Regions from separate parts of the Mus musculus genome. Here region 2 is linked to region 1. A link is a loop called in an ENCODE intact Hi-C map of the cell type or tissue named here. Cell type or tissue: heart. All regions are shown on one strand.

Region 1 (8,000 bases):
CTATGAACCGGGAGACTGCCAGAGGTTAAATGACAACTGATCCCCACCCCCTGTAAAGGCCGGCAGGGTTTATTTGTTTGTTTGGTTGGTTGGTTTTTTTTTTTTTTAATTGCATTAGGATTCCTGACTGGGGCCGATACTCTTCCCGGCTCTGGTTTTAGTTTTGCCTTTTAAGGAGCCTTCATTTTCACCATGCCTTACTTTTGCTGGATTTGGACTTTCCTAAGCTATCAAGCTCTACAGCAGGCTAGCCCAGAGGGAGGCTAGATGCTTCATTTGAACCACCGATCCAGATCCAAGACAGAACTGGTGTCCCTCTCAGATTTTTCGAGACATGGTTTCTCTGTGTAGCCCTGGCTGGCCTCGAACTCAGAGATCTGCCTGCCTCTGCCTCTTAAGTGCTGGGATTGAAGGCGCGCACGCCACCACTGCCTGGCTCGCTCTCAGACTGATTTGCTCATGCACCTGGATGCAACCCAGGATGGAGTTGCTTGATTCTATGTCCCACTTTGCTCTCAAATCCCTCAAAAGTCTAAAATTGAAATGTCCTTCCTGTCTTGCCTGGTGTGTGACCTCTGAGGTGCTGTTTTCCCTGGAGGCTTTGTGTGTGGTAGGCAAGCAAGCATTCCACCACTGAGCTATTCTCTACCCAAGGTTCTCACGTTTAAAAAAAAATCATTCCCCTTTCTCTGCCAACCCAAGCTGCTCTTGCAGACCACAGCCCCGAGCCATCCTCCTCTTCTATTTGGGGTGCTAGGTCCCTCCTTTCCCATTTACTGAAGTTCCAAGTGACACACACTGGGCTCCTAAACCAAAGCACACAGAGAAGAAAGCACTCCAGGCCTCCGTTGTTATTTCCCCCTGTTTCATCTAATCTTCCATACGACAGTGTATGTTCCTTGCCAGCTCAAACTATCTTTACATCCACTATTCAAATACATATGCAAATATATTCAACGAGAGCCATTTCTGGCTACCAACTCACCACGTCACCGTCTTTTCTTTGCCTATGGAGAGAGGAGCCCAGGATTGAACCCAGGCTCCTGTGTTCGAGGCAAGCTCTCGACCATGGTGCTATCTCCTTTAGCAACGCTTCCAGCAGAAACAATTTCCAAGCACACACACACACACACACACCAATCCACCTACCTGCTTAAAGTCATTTATGGACATATACCTGTGGGCTGGTCTGAAGGCTCAAAGCCACACTGAAGCTGACAGGCCTCCACAGGAAAAACTAGCCAGAGAGGCTGCTCAGATACACTGAAGACTTAAAAACACGGGGAGTCAAGTCCTGCTTGTTCTGTGACCTTGAGATATGTTACTTCTGTGCCCTAATTTATATGCCCTGTCACTCTGTAGACCAGGCTGGCCTTGAACTCAGAGATCAGACCCCCTTTGCCTCCCACATGCTGGTAGTTATGGCGTGCACCAGTATGAACCACTACTATAAGAAAAACCTGTTCGGGCTGGTGAGATGGCTCAGTGGGTAAGAGCACCCGACTGTTCTTCCGAAGGTCCAGAGTTCAAATCCCAGCAACCACATGGTGGCTCACAACCATCTGTAACAAGATCTGACTCCCTCTTCTGGAGTGTCTGAAGACAGCTACAGTGTACTTACATATAATAAATAAATAAATCTTAAAAAAAAAAAAAAAAAAAAAAAAAAAAAAGAAAAACCTGTTCTCAGTGGGCATCAAGGCTCTCGCCTATAATCCCGGCACTCAGGTGAGCCAGCCAATGGGGGCTCTCCGTAGCCTTTTAGGATCAGATGGTAATTAACTTTTTTTTTTTGAAGTTACCCTCATCTTTAAAAACATACATTTAAATGTTCTAACCAGGACCTACAACTCCTTAACCCAATAAATAAGCAGTTTTTACCCATTAGCTGGAAGGGTGGGACAAGCAGCTTTGGTCTATCCTTGGATGGCTCGTGGTATCATTTCAACAGGGAAAGCCCACCTGTAGCTTTCCCAGACATCTTACTGTGCTGCTAAGAGTCTATTCCGTAATTATCACATAATAGAAAGAGCCTCAACTGTACACAACCACAGAAGTAAAATTTCCAAAGAGCCAAACCAGATGCTGAAAGTTGGCTGTGTGCTCGGGAGAATTCCAGCGTCTTCCCTCAGAGCATATCCCCTAACAAGTTGATTCACCGGGGTCCCCCAGCCTACAGGCTCCAAGAGCCAGCGCTTTACATAATGGGTTTCTCTAATACTCCCCAAGCCTTGCTCATCTCACTGTATTTAAAAATACTGGTCTCATTTTGAAAACAGGCTGTAGCAATGATTTTACAGCAACTTCCTGGAGAGAGAGAGAGAGGAGCCCAGGATTGAACCCAGGCTCCTGTGTTCGAGGCAAGCTCTCGACCATGGTGCTATCTCCTTTAGCAACGCTTCCAGCAGAAACAATTTCCAAGCACACACACACACACACACACACCAATCCACCTACCTGCTTAAAGTCATTTATGGAGCTCTTGTCAAGACTGCCTTGCCAGACACACAATTTAGATAATTTTGATTTCTCCTATCCTCATAGCTTCCCCTAGGGACACACACAGATACATCCCACCCCCAAACAACCCCCCACACCCCCAGACACCCCCCCCCACATACACACAAAATGGGCCCTGAATTTCCAACTGTGTATTATGGCACAATCTCAAAGGTAACTTAAAAGGCTTTCAAGTTTAGCCTCACAAAACACGGAGCACCCGACTGCTGAGCAGAGGCCCTTTACCAAGAGGCCAGCTTTCTGGGGTAGGAACTACATCCCTAACTATGATTGCTACCTAATTCTGTCATCTGGACAAAGAATTTCTGCTCAAAGCCGTCTTCTCACCTATAAAACAGGGCGGACCAGTACTACCTCCAAGTGCTAAAAGGATTAAATGTAACACTCCCGGGTTGCACCTAACTCATTGTAAACGCTCAGCTAAAAATCCGATAGAGCAGTGAACAGGTCAGACTGGATCCTGGGTCACTATTCGCTATTACATGTTTTTATACTTAGTTTGCCTTGCCCTAGCACGGCACCTCCTTCAAAGACTCCCCCCACCCCATGATAGACTGCATTTAAGGCTTGTTGGCCTTTTTTGTCCTTTGTGCACTTTTAAAAGGTCCTATATTCCGTTCTCTTCTAAGTAGACTCAGCTCAAAGACCTTTCTCTAGAAGTTCCTTCGGGATTTGGGTTTAACACTTAGAAGCTTTCAAATCAACCTTTAAAATAAATAAATAAAAAGCAAAAGCGGTTTAAAGATCCTAACTTTCAAGCACGCGGCTATCTGTTAACCACCACTGAGTGTACGCTGTCATACTTATCATAACTTCAGGGGCTAGCAATAAGGAAGCCATTAGATCCCATCTCCAGTTTTATGCTTGGTGCTTCCCTGGACGCGGCTACAGAAGCAGAACTCAGAACGCTAACTTTTTTTCCTCTATCAGTTCATTTTAGGCGTGGCAGCGCTACAAGATTTCCCCCAGCTACCAAGTGACTGAACTATCCAGAGCAGGATGAAAACGGAATCATTTTAAAACCGAATAGAACTGAAGTGAAATAAAATAGGCTCTCCCAGAGATTACTCCAAAGGTCCCTATCCGTCCAAAGCAGGGCGAAGGGTCGGGTAAAATCACACGCCGCTCCTTCCCAGATGTCAAGTCACACCGCAGAACAGCCTTGAGAAACCAGAAGAGCGAGAGATGGCCGGGCTGAAAAGGGCAACTTCGCCCCGTTCCTGGCCTATCTTGTCCCTTCTGGCGTCATTCCACATCTCTCGCTGGCCATCTTTCGGTCGTCAGAAAAACTTTAAAAGCGGAGTCCGCTTTGCAAAAGGAGGTATCTACGTAATGAAGCCAACAGCTTGCGACCTAATGGGAGGTCTAAAAGGCAGGCTGGCGAACCCCGGAGGCCGATCTCCAGCTCCGGGCGTGGGGGTTGCCGGTGACCCGCAGGCCCGGGCGGTGCAGGGGGGTGCGGGATGAAGCCCGGTCGCCAGCCTTTGTCCCCGCGCTTACCTCGTCCTCCTGCTCGCTGCGGAAGCACAGGCAGGCCGCCCTCTTCTTGAAGCCCTCGCGGTCGTACGTCCGCGTCTGGTTGGGCTTGAACTTCATCCTAGAGCCGGGCTCCTGCAGCCGCTGCTCCGGCCGCCACCGTGGGGACCCGGCCGCCGCCACCCCGCCGGGGAGTCGGGCCGAAGGAAGTCGCGATGCTCGGGCGCCGGTGGGACGGGCGGCGGCGGCGGCACGGACACGGACGGCGAGGCCGGGCGGCCGCCGGGACGCGGGGCGGAACGCGGGTCACTGCAGTCCGGGCGCAGCGGTGGAAGCGCCGCCTCTGCTCCGGCGCCCGCCGCTCTCCATGGAGCCCGCCGCCGCTCGCAGCCACTCCTTGCTTGCACCCGCCGCCGCCGCCGCCGCCGGGGGAAGAGCGCGGCTCGTGGCTCGTGCCACGCGGAGACAGTTGGAAGCGACGGTGCAGACCGGGCAGAGACGCCGAGGATGCGCGCCGCCCCCTTCGCCCGCATTTAAGCGGGGCTCCCGCGCGCGCGCGCCGGCGCGCTCCCTCCTTTGGGCGCGCCAGTGCGCCTGCGCGCCAGGACCGTTGCCGGGCGGGGGTAGGGTGGGGAGCTGGGGGCGCGGCTTCGACCAGCCGGGGGGCGGGGCTCGAGGCCTAAGTCTAGGGCTCCGCCAGCTCTGCCCTGCCCGCGGGCGAGTGCTCCAGAGGCCTTTTTTTTTTGGGGGGGGGGGTGCGCTTTGTACAAGGCCAGGGAAGGGAAGCGAGCAGAGACCTCCTCGTTCTCCGTTTTAGAGGTCCGATAGAGTTCCCTTTAGGGACGGACCCCAGTACTGGGTCCTGGAGCCAAGGTCCCCGGAGCCATGGCAGGACTACTGAAGCATCGCGGTTAGCATTGCTTGTGAAGGCTAGGAAGGTTAAATTCATTGAGTTCTCTCTCTCCTCTCCCCTTCCTTCTCCCTCTCCCCACTTCCTCTGTTTCGATGAGAGTGCTTTTATGTGCTCTTGAAGAGTCAGCTGAGGCTTTGAAGTGGACTATAGCCAGTTGTCTGTGTTGTGGCATCCCCACCTCCGCTGACCCTCCAGAGTGCATTCATGAACACTGGTTATGGCTGTTATTCTGTGTGTATCTCATTCTAAGTAAGGCCATAGCAGTAAATCAGTGGGATGTTTGTTGTCTGGAAGCTTACAGTTTTAGGCACTTGGAACAACTCCCAATATTTCAGTGCTATTGAAGAGCCAAGATAGAAAGTAGGAGACCGGTGGGCAGTGGTGGTGCACGCCTTTAATCCCAGCACTTGGGAGCCAGAGGCAGGCAGATTTCTGAGTTCAAGGCCAACCTGGTCTACAGAGTGAGTTCCAGGACAGCCAGGGCTATACAGAGGAAACTCTGTCTCGAAAACCTAAAACCATAAACCAAAAAAAAAAAAAAAAAAAAGAAAGAAAGAAAGAAAGAAAGAAAGAAAGAAAGAAAAGAAAGAAAAAGAAAAAAAGTAGGAGACCTGACATCACTGGAATTCAAGAAAACCCCTAATCCAAATCAGGTGTGGAATCCCAGGTATGTGATCCCAGCACTTGAGAGCCCAAAACAGAAGGATTCGGAATTCAAGGCCATTCCCTGCCATTTAGAACTGGTGAGACTAGACTGGTCTACATGAGACCCTATTTCAAAACCCGAACTCCTAACCTACAGGAGCTTCACTTCCCACAGAACTGTTTAGACAGCCACATCCGTTTTGTTTTTCATTCCTGGAAGGCCTCCGGTGTGCCAGGCTCTGGCATCTTACAAAACCGGTCAGACCCTGCCCCTCCAGTCGAATAAGAACCTAAGAACAGAGAATTAGTGACCAATCACGGGGCGGAATATTAAATTGATTTGGGAGTAGTGGGTCTCGCAGATCTTTGACCAGAGGGGAAAGAAGCAAGCATCGAAGGCAGCTAAGGCAGCAAGGGGAGGAGGGGCTGAGAAGACAAAAGAGTCAAATTCTCAGGAGCCTAGAACTGGAGTTTATGCAAAGGTCAGGGAGGGGGCAGAGCTCTTAGAAATGAAAGAAGCCAATGTGGCTGTAGAAAGGACCGGAAGCTGATACCGCAAGCAGGGTTGTAAGGCTTCACTGAGACGCATGGTGAGCACTCTTTGGTGCCTGCCTTTCCCCGGAGCCTAGCAGATGCAAGTTTGGAGAGTGAGTTCATGTTGAATAGATGGTTTAAGGAATGAAGCTTCACCACAATTAGAAATCAAGTCTGTACAGAGACATTTTTCCAAGCTGTTCTTACTGAAGCCACTTGAAGTTCAGGATTTACAAACACATTTATTAATCTAGGGATTCCAGTAGGACTGATACCAGGTGCTACTTTTAGATGAGTGCTGTTGATAAAGTGGCCTTTTTATTGTGTTTTATTTGGAGCTAGGGTCTCATGTAGCCCAGGCTGGCCCAGAATTCCTGATCCTATCCTTCAAATGCTGGACTGCAGGAATGTTCCCACATGTCTGGCTTTACGGTAATCCTTTTGAATGGATGAAGAAGAGTCAAGTTCTGCCTGCACAAATTCTTCAATGATCTGGCTTCTAGACGTGGGTGCCCAATAAATTATCGGCTGAACCATATAGTGATTTACTTGTCTCATTTTTTTAATATTTATTTTATGTGTATAGATTTTTGCTTACATGTTTGCATACATACCTGCACCATACATGTGCCTAGTGTCCTTGGAGGACAGACAAGGACATCAGATACTCCTGAAACTGGAGTTAAGAATGGTTGTCAGCCACTGTGTGACTGCTAGGATCTGAAACTGGGGTCTCCTGAAAGAGTTGCAGGTGCTCCTAACCACTGAGCCATCTCTCCATCCCCTTTCTCGTTTATTGGTTCCAGAAGATGTAGCGTGGGCTAGAATTAAGGAAAGGGAAAAGGAAAGATGTTTGGAACCAAGTTGTTGAAGGGAAAAAGCCAGGCAGAGATTTGGTGAATGTAAGCAGGGGACACCGTTTTTTCAGCTTCCAGGCACTGAAAAGAAATATATATATTGGCTTCAGCTCCTACAAGTACCAACGAGTACATGTTTGGGTGTCTGCGCCTAAGCGGTTCCCAGCTCTCAAATGGGTAGACTGATTTGTTACATTCTTGCACAAAGCTGGGAGACTGAAAGTGCTTTGAAGTTGTGAAGAATCTGAAGAAACAAGCTATCAACAAAGCACTTTTTGTTTGCTTTTGTTGTCTTTCAAGATAGGGTTTCTCTCTGCAGCCCTGGCTGTCCTGGAATTCACTCTGTAGACTGAGTTGACCTCAGACACAGAGATCTGCCTGCCTCTGTCTCCTAAGTGCTTGCGCCACCACCGCCCAGCTCAATAAGGATTATAATTGTTGCTTCAAGAAGGAGTCTTTCTTGGGACTCAGGCTGACCTTGAACTCTCTGGCTTCTGGCTCAGTCTCCCTGGCGTTACAGGCCAGTAGTTTAGGTTTTACTGCAGGGAAATTCTTATCAGAGAACTCTCTGAGTTCCCTCTACCTTCCCCTACTCAAAGGCTAGAAGAGTATTCAAGAGATATTTGCAGAAGACAAGTTTAACATGGGATGGAGGGGGTTAAATATTGTAATGTTATTTAAACTGGAGACTCTGTTGTTGTTGTTTATCTGTGTAACAGAGCCCTGGCTGTCCTGGACTGGATTTGTAGACCAGGCTGGCTTTGAACTCACAGAAATCCACCTGCTTCTGCCTCCCAAGTACTGGGATTAAAGGCATGCGCCACCACACACGGCTAAATTGAAGACTCTGAGTAGTATAAATCGCCTCCTCCTTCCACACTCATGCATTCTTATTTATTTACTTGCAATTGTTTGTGAGAGGCCCAACAAAAAAAGGAAGCTCGTCTGACTAAGATGGGGCTAAAGGCCAGCCACAAAGCCAGGTCTTCATGTGCCCTTGTCCATTCTTGGGAATCAGGGAAGCTCAAATCTCCTAGTTTAGTACTGTTTAACGA
Region 2 (8,000 bases), 96 kb after region 1:
GCAGAATGAGCTCCAACTTCTCATCTCCCAAGTCCTATGATTATAAGAACACTCCATCGCTCTGGAACCCAAGTCAATCCTAACTGGTGTGCTAGAATGTTCTTCCACAGTTTGGTCTCCTTAATGGCCCAAATCTCTAATATGCCTTGATATCTATTATAAAGGGCTCACATAATAGAAGTATAGGCCTAGAAAGAGAACTCAGCAGTTAAGAGCACTGGCTGTTCTTCCAGAAGGACCAGAGTTCAGTTCCCATTACTCACACAACAGTTTTGAAACCATCTGTCAGGTTGTGACACCCACTTCTGGCCTTCTTGGGCACCAGGCACATGTGTGATGCACAGAGATGCAGGCCAAGTTCTAATGCACATAAAATAAACTGATAACAATAAGATATATAATAAATATAATATAATAAAATTAAAAAATAAGAGAAAGATTTGATCTTGAAGAATGAGTCAGGAACTTTCCAAAGCCAGAAGTGAGGACTGAGAACGCCTGTCTTCCCAGCTGCTATAAAGAAGCACTGTAGACCCACCCACTGCCACATGGCCTGCCCAGAGAGGGTGCCATTAAGATTCGTAAGTATGTGGTAGAGAGATGGGCGAGAAAGAGAAGCAGAATGGTTTGAGCCTAATGAGGAGTGGTGACATTGGGGACTTTCAGGTTCTGAGGAACAGCCTGATGTGAGTAGCCTGCCCTGCCACCTGAGACCACAGTGAAGTTCTGGTCCATTCTGCCACTGAGGGCCACATCTGTGCCCATGGCCATGCAGCAGCAGGGGCCTGTGACGATGTTGGTGGCACTTGACACCATCAAAGGCCATGCAGAAGTCCCCAGTTTGGGCTTCCCCCTGGGATCATGTTGATGCCCAAGGGTTATGTGGAGCTGGCTCCGCCCCTCATTGACTGGGGTACTCTGGAGAGCTGGCACTACTCCTGTTTTTCTTGCTGATTACAGCACTCAGGGGAGTGCCCCCCCCCCCCAGGCCCCTTACTGAAGCAGAACATTACAGCTAGTCCTTGTGGTGGGGACTGGGGTGTGAGTGCAGGAGAGCTGGTGCCACCCCTTGTCCAGGTGTGGGTAAGGAAGAGATGCTCACTCTTGCTGCCTGTGGCAGGTGGGAGAGCCGAGGTTATGAGGTCACCAGAGCAGGAGAGCCATGCCCCAGAAGCAAAGGCCAAGTGAGCCAACCCTGAGGGCATGAGAACAGGGAGAGCTGGTCCCACCCCTTGCTGGCTGAGGCAGTAGGCCAGTTAGCCAGGGCAGTGCTGGAGAGCTGGCTCTGGAGCTGTGCGTGTGGGAGAGCTGGCAGGCTGACCAACTCAGCTACCCCTCAGGCCACGATCCAGGACGATGAATTGGCCCACCCCATATCTACCTCATCTATGAACTGCTGGAGCACCTGAAGGGGCCGTCCTGCAGACCCAAAGCTGCAGGATCTCCATGACCCAGGGCAACAACAGGAGATCTGAGAGGAGACCCGGTGAAGATCCACTATAATAACATAGCAAGAGCAAGAGGCCTCGGATGAGACCAATGACTCAGTGCAAGGAGCCTTTGCAAGTAAAGATGTTTGGACGAAGCGGGATACTGTGTGAGATGCACCCTGACACTGCATGATGAGATATATATATATATTTTTTAATTTTCTTCTTCGGGAGGAGGTTGAGGAGATGGAGGGCAGATATGAAGGAATGGGGGAGTTGAGTGGGATTGGGGGTGCATGATGTGAAATTTACAGAGAGTCAATAAAAAGTTAAGGGGAAGAAAGCCAGAACCCTGGCAGCCGTGAGGGAATGCCTTTAATGTCAGCAGTCAGGAGGGATAGAGTGGCCCAAAGTGGGATGCTCCATCACTTGTCATTCCACAAGACAGTGACAACAGGCAGCTGATGTGATCTGGGTGATGCCCACGGCTGAGATTCTCTCTTCCCAGGGGACTCTACACGTGGGCAAATTGACAATAAACACTAACCAGCACCTGGCTTACAGAGGGGCGTCATGTTTTGCTTTAATATGGGACCAGGGATCCAAACTCAGATGCTGAGGCGGACTGAGTAATCCCCAGCCCCATTTTGAGGCAAAATCCTGCTCTATTTGTGCAGGCTGGCTTTAAACTCATGGTCGTTTTGTCTCAGCGTTAAGTGCTGGGGTTCTAGGTGTGCTTCGGAATGTCTGTTTTGTTCCTCCTGTCTCTCAATCTGTAAAATGAGGATGAATATAGTGCCCACCTTAAAAGACTGTCATTTGGACCAAATGGTCAAATCAAACAAAATAATGTGTTACTGGTTCGGTCATGGGATGGGACCCTCCCCTAATGGGATTCATGCTCTTTTATGTTGTGTGCGTGTTATATGTGTGCAATAAGCATGCATATATGTGTGGTTTTGTGTGTGAGTGCAGACATCACTCTTTCACGGTGCATGAGTAGAAGTCAGAGGCCAATCTTGGGTGTCACTTTTAACCTCCCAGTTCTTTTGGGTCTCTCTTTGCTCTGCTTCATATGCCATGGGGTTAGCTGGCCCATGAGCTTCGGAGAGTCTCCTCTCCGTCTCCCACCTCACCATAGAAGCACGGGATTACAGATCTGTGTGATGGCACCAAGTTCATGTGTGTTCTGAGGATTCACATTCACACTTGCATGGCAAATGCTTTACCCATAGAGCCATCTCCCCAGCCCTGGGGAATCAGTGTTCTTAGCAAAGATGTCCAGGGAGCTCCTGTGACTCCTCCTACCACGTAAGGTTGTATTGCAAAGTGGTCCTCTGTGTGCTGGAAGCAGGTTCTCACCAGAAACTGAAGCCCTGAGCAACCTGGCTTTCAACCTCTCACCGTTCAGAATCACGAGAAATGAGTTTCAGTTACTATGGCACAGATTTTATGGTATTTTGTTGTGATTGCCCAAATAGCTAAGGCAAGTGGACGAATGATTTTTGGAAGTCGTCTGTGGTGTAGCACACATGGTTGAGCACAGAAGCAACCCCAGCCTGCTATTGACTATCTGACCCTGTGTGGGCTTTGGGGTTTCAGACCAGCAATCAAAGGAGACATAACATTGCAATCTTGCTCACATGAAGTTTAATGCACCAGCCACACAAAGAACTTCAGAGGCCCTGGTTCAGAGAAGATGGTGATGTTTCTTATCCTCACCATCCCGTGTGTAGTTAAAATGAAACCATGATTAAGCCATAGATAAGTAAGCGCCAGTCCAACACAGTTCTGATTTCCCCCTCAAATTCTTTTCTCTTTGGTCAAAGTTCGTAGTTAGCAGGCTCTTGTCGGTCGTGGCAGCTGCAGACACTTTGGTCCCTTCCCCCACTGCCCATTCCCATTGGCTGTGTTCCCTTTCTTCTCTCTGTTAGGCGGCATCCCTCTGCTTTTCTATTACACACACACTCCATTACTCTCTCTATTTTCCACCTCCCCAGGGCTCCTACTCCTCATGATCCCCTTTCTAGTTTCTCTCTCTCTCTCTCTCACACACACACACACACACACACACTCTGTCTCTGTCTCACACAGAGACAGACAGGCAGATAGATGATAGTAGATGATAGATGGATAGATAGATTAATATATATATATCTGGTAGATAGTGATAGATATAAATAGATGATAGATAAATGGGTGATAGATGGTAAATAGATAAAAGATGATAGGTAGATGATAGATAGATAGATAGATGGATAGATAGATGATAGATAGTCAGAGAGGTACAAATTGAAGCTCCACATGTAAGCGGCGACATGGAATTTGACTTTCAGAGTCTGACTGAATGCTCTGCTGCCACACCCATCTTCCTGACTTGTCATGCTTTCATTGTTCTTTGGCTGCATAGAGTTCCCCTGTGCTCTTGGACCAGCTCCTTTATCCATTCATGAGTTGGCGGGCAGCTCCGTCTCGCTTCCTGGCTATTGTAAAGAGCTTAGCGTCTTCTCGACTCAAACAAACAGGCAAACACCTCCTAACTTCCTGAGTGCTTTTCAGAGGATGTGAAACTCTTCCTAACTTTCTTTGGGTGCTGCGTTGTTAGGGTCCAGCTCTGCTCCTTCTGTCTCTGGAGAAAGTGGCCCCAAGCTGCCTTCCAGCTGAACTGTTTGCTCTCTCTCAGGTTTTCCAGAACTTTCTCTGCATCTCAGCTTGGAGTCTGACCTCAACCCCAGCCTGTGGGACAGTCAGTAAACATTTGTGACCTCTCTCTTGTGGGGCCACAGGGCCTGTTCTCCCTGCCTACCTGTGGCACTTAAGGTCAAGCTTAGGTCTGCAGAAATGTTACAGGATTCTTATGTGAAGGGCCAGGGCTCTGTTTTCATTATGACTAGTGCAGGAACTGAGGTTGCAGGAACTGAGTAGTATGGCTTGATTTGGGGTCACCTATGCCTACAGCCAGGACTGTGCCACATATACATTATTTTAAAGTAGCAGTTCTCAATCTGTGGGTCATGGCCCCTGGGAGAGGGCGGAGGTCGAATGAACTCTTTCACAGGGGTCAAGTATCAGATATCCTGCATATCAGACATTTACACTATGATTTGTAACAGTAGCAAAGTTTAGTAACAAACATAATTTTATGGTCGGGGGATGCTACAACATGAAGAACTGTATTAAAAGGTCGCAGTGTTAGAGAGATTGACAACCACCGTTTTGGAGAATCCACACTCCTGTTCTCAATTCTCCAAAGGAGGAAACGGATGCTGGTGTTTGTCTTTGAACAGGTCCACCTGACAGTTTCAGCACTTTGTTTAGGGAAAGGAACACAGGCAGCCACTCTCCTGTGCAGAGAGTAGATCACGGGCAACACTGTGTCTCCTTTCAGTGGGCCGTCCTTTCTAGTCTAGCCAGAACAATGGTGCTTGCAACTTGAATCCTTCAACCTGTGATAAGGCAGAGGACATTTAAGGCTAGCAGGTACCATCTCCCCCTGCCTCCTTAGCTTGGAGAAGCATCACCTGATTGGATTTCCTTTTCATTCTGTTTTCAGCCTGACTTCTTGTGAGGAGAAGAATCAAGAGGCGCCGCTCTTGTTTGTGCGCTGATGCAAATGACGCTTGGGGAAACTACAGGCTGCGGAGGAGTGGGTTCCAGGTCTAATCTGAGAGTTATGAACGTATATGTCCAGTTAAGGAACTGAGTTTGCCTGCAAGGGTTTCCATGCTGTCTTCACTGTGATAGGTGGATAAATTCCTTCAAAGGAAGGAAGAGACAATGGCAGACAGATGCACGAGAGTACTGGGAGCCATTCCAGGGCTCACGTTGGAGACTCTCAGGTGTGGGCTTGTCTGTTCATCTGTGTGTTCTTTGTTAGAGCCAGAGAAGCACTGTGTGCACTCTGCGTCTTTCATCTGCTAGGGGACCCAGTATAGGGCAGGATACAGATGGACACGTGAGTGCAGAGATGGAGGGAGGGAGCGGCACAAGGAAATGAGAAGCAGAAGAAAAGATCTGTGGGCCAGAAAGGCATTTGGGAGCATGTAGGGAGACAGACTGAGGATCCACACTGACCCAGCTTCTCTCACTGTGTAACCTTGGGGAATATACCTGTCCAGGCTCCATTTAGAAAACCTTGTACATGCAGGTTAAATGATCTATGGTAGATGGTCTTTATGTGGTTTGTATGGGGTTCAATGAAACATTGTGTCCTAGGTTAGTCATGAAACATTGTATCACAGGCCATTTCATTCCTGTGGACAATCTAGGTTTTTAAAGAAAATAGGTGAATATTGTTTGAGTTTTACAAGGTTTGATGAGTAGTGTGGCATCTAGCTGACTAACATTTGTGATGATACTGTGTTTAAGAATGGCTTGAAATGCCGGGCGGTGGTGGTGCACGCCTTTAATCCCAGCACTTGGGAGGCAGAGGCAGGCGGATTTATGAGTTCGAGGCCAGCCTGGTCTACAAAGTGAGTTCCAGGACAGCCAGGGCTATACAGAAAAACCCTGTCTCAGAAAAAAAAAAAACAAAAACAAAACAAACAAAAAGAATGGCTTGAAATAAGCCAAGTGTAGTGACACACGCCTTTAATTCCAGCACTGGGAGGAGGATCTCTGAAGTCAAGGCCAGCCTCGTCTACATAGTGGGAGTTCCAGGACTGGAAGGACTAGATAGGGAGACTTAGTCTTGTAAACAAACAAACAAAAAGCAAATACAAGCAGACCAATGAATGTCTGGAGAGCAGGAAGTAAGAGGAGTTGGAGTGAGCTCTGTAGAGAGACAATGAGGAAACTGAGTGACTGAGTCACCATGAGGCTCCTGAGGGAAGATAATGAGAAGCTTCCCTTAGAGGCTTGCAGGCTTTTGACTGGCCTGATGTTTATTTACCCAGGTTCTGGCTATGTTTATTTACCCAGGTTCTGGCTCTAAGGAAACCATCTCATCCTAAGCTTTCCAGGAAAGTGAGTAAGCAATAGCACCAAGGCCAAATCTACCCTCCCTATAAGCGGATTCTCTCAGGTATTTTCTCGTAGCGATGTAGCGAACACAAATTACTCTGTGATAAATAATCATTTATGAATCTTTTTATGAGCATTCCTGAGGTGGGCAAGAAGGATATAGGACTTTCCCAATTTTATCGTTTTATATATGACTTAATACTATATAGTTGGGTTTTTCTCCGAAGGTCTGTTTTTATTTTTGAAATTATAATTCTAATTATAATGCTTCCTTTTCCTCTTTCCTCCCTCCAAACCCTCCCATTTATTCCTCTTTGCTTTCTTTCAAATTCATGGTCTCTTTTTCAGGAATTGTTATCACATGCATATATGGATTTATATAAATATGTAAAATATGAAAATATGCTTCATAAAGATAATATCCTTAAAAACATATATTTTAACACTTATAAAATATATATCTATAGATAAATGTAATAACATGTATAAGTATATAAGCTATTATACACATACACAATCACACACACACACACACATATATGTTGCAAGATATTTAATCACACTGTAAAATCCAAGATTGTGTTATTTACTGAAAAACCCTGTTTCTAGTTGTAGTATGGCTCAGCCCTTAGCACACACCTTTAATTCCTCTGGGCAGAACACAGACATTTTCTTACTCCCAAACAATGAAGGTAAAGTTAGTTTGTAAAAGGAAGCACTGATGTTTGAAAATGATGTCTAATTGAGTAGCAGACAAAGTGATGAATCAGAGAAAGATTCGATGGAACATGGTATGCCCAACTCTCATGAGAAGAGAGACGAAAGGGAAGCTACTTAAGGAGCCATGTAGAGAGAGAAGAGGAAGGAAAAAATCAAGTTTTACTGGGACAGTTGTAGAGAGACAGGTTGCAGAGAGAGAACAAGCTAGAGACATTGGTGAAGATAGAACGAGTCAGAGAATGAGAATGAGCCAGAAGATTAGAACAGATTGGCAGAAATAGTCTGTGGCCAAGAAGAGCAATTTAGGAGAAACCTAAAGAAGCCAGATAGAATCGGTTAGCATGGAGAGAAGTTTGAGTCAGAGCAGCTGAGTTGAACAGTCAGTCAGAGATCAGAAAGAGCCGGGCAGTGGTGGCGCACACCTTTAATCCCAGCACTTGGGAGGCAGAGGCAGGCTGATTTCTGAGTTTGAGGCCAGCCTGGTCTACATAGTGAGTTCCAGGACAGCCAGGACTACACAGAGAAACACTGTCTCGAAAAACAAAACAAAACAAAAAAATAGAACAGAGATCAGAAAGAACTAGGAAGGGATGAGCGTATTCAGCAGTAAGTCTCAAAGGCTGAAAACATTCTAGATTATACAGAGGCTAGAAGCTTCCTGGGCTAGGCCTAGGTTAGCAGACAGAAGTAAGCCTTGGAAATGACCATTGGAACAGAAGAATAAATGATACTTTTACACACACACACACACACACACACACACACACACACACACACACACACAAACCCCCTTCCCTCCATCCTCAGTCTGTATATTACTCATATGTACATTTTTAGTGCTGACCATTTAGCATTGGATAGCCAATTGATAACCAATCTTCCTTAAAG

What was found. Hi-C counts contacts between places; a loop is a spot of excess contacts. Peaks named below come from ENCODE experiments on the same cell type or tissue, not always from the same donor. Only the 100,000 strongest peaks of a DNase experiment are listed, where the experiment ranks them.
Region 2: a loop joins it to region 1, with 2.2 times the contacts of the local background. A loop is called at or near these places in 5 of 42 quality-filtered maps.

Annotation. Positions count from the first base shown.
Region 1 is chr10:95,559,642-95,567,641 of GRCm38, forward strand. Nudt4 (nudix (nucleoside diphosphate linked moiety X)-type motif 4) reads right to left here and starts at 4,505. Exons shown (of 5, transcript NM_027722.5): 1 at 4,021-4,505. The coding sequence starts at 4,116. In heart, a CTCF peak has its summit at 4,464; DNase peaks (open chromatin) are centred at 4,020 and 4,610; H3K4me3 peaks cover 4,934 bases; H3K27ac peaks cover 4,802 bases.
Region 2 is chr10:95,655,784-95,663,783 of GRCm38, forward strand. No RefSeq gene overlaps it. Among named protein-coding and RNA genes, the nearest start is that of Gm33336, 28 kb to the left of the region's middle. In heart, no CTCF peak of the experiment used is centred here; a DNase peak (open chromatin) is centred at 3,888; H3K27ac peaks cover 851 bases.